2 separate regions of the Mus musculus genome follow, and region 1 is linked to region 2. Evidence: chromatin loops called from intact Hi-C (ENCODE). Cell type or tissue: left cerebral cortex. All regions are shown on one strand.

Evidence for each region. Peaks named below come from ENCODE experiments on the same cell type or tissue, not always from the same donor. Only the 100,000 strongest peaks of a DNase experiment are listed, where the experiment ranks them.
Region 1: it touches region 2 in a loop (4-fold over the local background); 2 of 42 quality-filtered maps call a loop at or near these places.

What each region holds. Positions count from the first base shown.
Region 1 is chrX:7,236,914-7,239,413 of GRCm38, reverse strand. The region is part of intron 2 of Clcn5 (chloride channel, voltage-sensitive 5); the gene reads left to right. It overlaps Mir500 (microRNA 500), which reads left to right and starts at 1,640; the gene lies at 1,640-1,731. In left cerebral cortex, no CTCF peak of the experiment used is centred here; a DNase peak (open chromatin) is centred at 1,426.
Region 2 is chrX:7,173,884-7,176,383 of GRCm38, reverse strand. The region is part of intron 6 of Clcn5 (chloride channel, voltage-sensitive 5); the gene reads left to right. Among named protein-coding and RNA genes, the nearest start is that of Mir500, 63 kb to the left of the region's middle. In left cerebral cortex, no CTCF peak of the experiment used is centred here; no DNase peak of the experiment used is centred here.

The DNA.
Region 1 (2,500 bases), 63 kb before region 2:
ATCTTATAATCACAGAATCCAGCCAGGTGAGGGGCTAGAGAGGAAAGAGTTCCCTTCTTTCTTATGTATGTTCATGCAGGCTGTCTGGGAGAAGCTCAGCTGGTCTCTCCTGCCTTCTCATTCCCACACTTGATGATGGCATGTGGGCAAATGAATATGCAACAAAGAGAGAGAAACCGTAGCATGATTTCTGTAGGCATGTACCTAATATTATAGACAGACACATAATTGGTGTACAAAACCAAAACCAACTCAAACACTTCCTTGTGTGCATGGATTACACATGAGAGTGGGCCTTGTCATCATGAATCTTCTGCCAGGTGATTTAATTAGCACATGTTGACTGTTCACTATGCTGTGCTATGTGTTGTTGCAGGAGTGTTCTGCTGAAGAGCATAGCTTTCTCCAGAGGAGGGATGTGTGGTGAGATTTGCTTTCCTACTGAGAGAGCAGTCATTCAGGGAGCTAGGAAGTAAGAGCTCTCAGTCTCGTGTGTGTTTCCATGTGGATGCACATGTGACATATGGAAGTAGAGATGTAGTTCTCTGAATACCTAAAAGGCAGGAGAGGAGACATAATCGCAGTCTATGCTTATGTGCATTGAACTTTCTTCTTACACACTAAAAATGCACATCTGTTGTATAGGTGACTAAACCCCAGGTTTTGTTCACCCTTGCCTGTTGTTAAAGACCTGGCATGCATGTTTTTTTTTTCATTTCATTTATTTTATTCCCTTTCAGATAAAATCTTACAATATAGTCTGGCTGGCTACAATTTCATAATTTTCCTGTTTTACTCTCCTGAGTGTTGGTATTTAAAGGCTGTGCCATTTTGCTTTGCATGAATGCTCTTATCAGTGCACTGGGATTATGCAAAAATACAAACCCTGAGCCTTACATACTTATAGGAGAAGCCTATGCACCACTTCTCATTCTTTTTCTTGCTCTTTTAACAGGTTGCTTGCATTTGTATTTTGTTCTGGTCATCCAGATCGATTGAATTCCTAATGTTTGGTAGTGCTGCAGTGAACTAAGCTGTCTGAAATGCTAGCTCTACTGTCTACTGGGCCTATGGAGATTAAGCTTCTTCATGATATAGCTTCCGAGGTTAGAAATGAGCTCAGGGTATTGGAATGTAGGCTTTTTCTTCATTTGTTCATACGTAGAGTATACCTGTGCACACACATGTGGTATGAACGTCAAGATAAAGTCTTCTGCTTGCCTCCCCCTCTCTGTTGTCTTTGTCATCTAGATATGAATGTTATCTCATTGACAACATTCTACTCTTTGAGGGTTAGAGGGGCCTTTTACTTCCTTATAGAAGGGCAATTACCTGTAAATCAGTGCTTTCTCATTTCTCCCCCAACAAGTACAAATTTGCTGACACCATGCTGAGCAGGTGGTAGTCCCCAAGATAGACTAGCTCTCACCCTCAAAAGAGATGCGTAGGGAGTGGCATCTCCATGTTTTCAGTTGATGGTGAGTCACAAAATGGGACTTTTTAATCTACAGAAACACACAAAGTGTAAGACTTCTCATTTCTGCTTTCATATTGGTGTATAGTACAGTGCTTCCCGCCCCCCCCATCTCCCCCCCCCGCCTCCCCCCCTGCACATTGAGTACTCAAGGCCCTGGTCCTTCTCCTCTGCTCCCCCTCTCTAATCCTTGCTATCTGGGTGCTTAGTGCTATCTCAATGCAATGCACCTGGGCAAGGGTTCAGAGAAGGTGAGCTCATCTGCATCAAGAAGGACCAGAGACCCTGTGTGTCAGCCTACCCCTCCCTCCTTCTTTCCCCCTCCCCCTTCCTTCCCTCTATTGAGTAAAATAGTTGTTTGAGTGAGTCATGTATACCAGGGAACCCCCTAACAGATTATTTAAGAGATTTCAGGTACTCTAGTTGGCTTCTTTCTACAGCTAACTTATAAAATACTCAGGTACCTGGAGTGTGTAGGCTTTCTCTGTATTCTGTCCTGTATGGTTATACAGGATGAGGTCAGGAGTTCAAACCTGATATGTTTTTCTACTTCCTCACAGCCTAGAGGTGAGTATTGTTTCAGACATGGTTTCTAGCTAAAGATTCACTGGAAGGACAAAGAACTATTAGATCTGCCTTCTCCCCTCCCCAATGTCTAGTTTCTACTGTATATTGGGCATTCAGTTTAATGTTGAGAGTATGGTAATGGATGGACAATAAGGGCCAGATTACTGCATGTAGTCTCTGGTGAGCACCTTTAGGAACAAACTCCATCTGGATCAACAGTGTACATGGACACAGTAATGACCTCAAATAGTGATATCTATAGAGTACAAGCTCAAATGCCTGTATAACCTGCAAATGTGCAAATTCCCCACACATGTACATATTTTTCTTCCTACAACTATTTTTCTTCACCATGCCCTTGGAGGAATATTTTTTCTTTTTTTTTTCTTTTTTTTCCTTTTCCCAATTTATTTTTTTAAAATTAGGTATTTTCTTCATTTACATTTCCAATGCTATCCC
Region 2 (2,500 bases):
TCTTAGTTAATGGGGGAGGGCCCAGCCCATTGTGGGTGGTGCCATCCCTGGGCTGGCGGTCATGGGTTCTATAAGAAAGCAGGCTGAGCAAGTCATAAGGAGCAGGCCAGTCAGCAGCAGCCTCCACAGCTTCTGCATCAGCTCCCCCCAGGTTCCCACCCTGTTTGAGTTCCTGTCCTGACTTCTGTGAAGGATGAACAGCGATGTGGCAGTGTAGCGGTGTAAGCCAAATACTCCCTTCCTCCCCAACTTGCTTTGGTCGTGGTGTTTCATCACAGCAGTAGTAATCCTAACTAAGACGTGGATGTTTCTCAAACTGCAGTCTCGTTAAATTGTCGGATGGATGAATGTACAAAACACTGTTCTGACTTTGTTCCTGAATGTTGGGGATAATTTTTTAAATTAGATGTAAGCAATGGTTTTTAAACTATTCGTTTAGATTTACTTATTTTAGGTGTATGAATGTTTGGTCCGCATGTGTGTATGTGCATCACATGTGTGCCAGGTGCTCACAGAGGTCAGAAGAATGCTTTGCATCCTCTGGAACTGGAATTCCAGATAGATGGCCATGAGCTATCATGTAGGTACTGGGAATCTAACCCTGGTCCTCTGTAGGGACAACAAATGTTCTTAACCACTGAGCTGTCTTTCTACCTCCAGAAACAATGGTTTAAAAATGGAATATATATATGTATATATATATATGCATATACATACACACATATATATGTATATATATATATATTCTTTTTTGTGTACTCATGATTGAACTCTGGGCCTTGTATATGTAGAACTGATTTCTATCTCCTGTATTTGAAATATTTTCATCATGAAAGCCAGAGTTGGTTGCACACACTTGAGAAGGAGGAGCAGGAGGAGCAGGAGTTGGAAGTCATTCTTGACTACATTCTTGAGCAGCCTGAGACCTTATCTGAAAAGCAAACAACAAACAAACAAACAAACCTCCCCAAAAGGCCAAAACAAAAAATCCCCACAAACCAAACAAACAAACATTTTAAAATCTTAAATTTATTTATTTATTTATTCATTCATTCATTCATTCATTCATTCAGTGTGTGAGGTGTGTGTGTGTATGTCTGTGGTGTGTGTGTGTGTGTGTATGTGTGTGGGTGTGGGTCAGAGAACAGATTTTGGGAATCAGTTCTCTCCTACCATGTAATTCCTGGGGAATGAACCTGTGTTGTCAGTCTTGTTGGCCCTGAAAAAAAAGTTACAATTTTTTGAGCTGGGTTTAGTGGACTATGCCTGTCAGTCAGTGGCAGGAAGGTCACTGCAAATTCGAGGCCAGTTAATCTAGATATTCGGAACAATTAGGGGTACATAGTAAGATTGTATCTCAAGAAAACAATAACTATATGAACAAACCAACAAACAAGTTAGTTAATAAATTAAAATTCTTTTGAGATAGGCTCTTGATAAATTACCTAGCTGGCTTCAAATTTGTGATCTTCCTGCCTCAGCTTCCTCGGTAGCTCCATGGATTTTTATTTGTTTAAAACAAAGTCTCACACTTGCCTAGTCTAGTTTAGAACTCTCAAGAGTCCTATCACATCCTTCCAAATATTGGAATTAGCGGTTAGAGCTGTCATACTCTTCGCTGTATTTTGTTTTTGTTTTGTTTTGATTTGATTTGTTTTAAGGAAGAAACAAGATATCTGTTTTACTTACATTCCCAAGTACTTCCACCTTCTACTCTTGACATCTCTTTGTATTAGAAAGGTCTGGGCAAAAAATGTTTAAGAAGTCTTACAACTTTAGGGCAAGTCTGAGAGAGAGAGAGGCACGGGGAGGAAGGGAAGGGGAAATGTAGTGTTTTGTCTTCTTGTGTATATATATATATGTGTGCAGCAGATGTGTGCCTGGTGCCCACAGAGACGTGAAAAACATTGGATCCTCTAAAGTTGGAGTTGTGGATGAGCGAAAGCTGTCTCACGAGGGGAGTAGGAGTCGAACCCAGTCTCTCTGCATGAGCAGCAACCACCGAAGAGTTTCTTCAGCTCCAGGAAACACTTAAAAATAGATTCCTATACTTGCCGTGCGTGTATGAGGGAACATGTATGCCATGGCTTGTAGAGAGGTCAGAGGACACTTTGCAGGAGTTGGTTCTCTCCTATCACGTGTGTTCTGGAATTTGAATTCAGGTCTTCAGACTTGACAGTAGGCCTCCTTAACCACTGAACAATCGTGCCAGTCACTTATTCTTAAGGCAGTTACATAATCAAAAATGTTTACCACTTCATCTGGCCTCTTCCGATGGTTAACGCTTTGCATATTTGCATAATAGTACTACAGGAAATTAATATATATGTATAATATATATCTCCCCCATAGAAATTAATTCCCTCTCTTTGTTGGTGGTTTTGCTTTTGTGGTGCTGAAGGTTGAGCCTGGGGTCTTGAATACGCTAGGCGAACTCTCTACCCATGACCAGGATCACCAGCCCATTTCATTTCTCTAGCTCTATGTACAAATGATAATC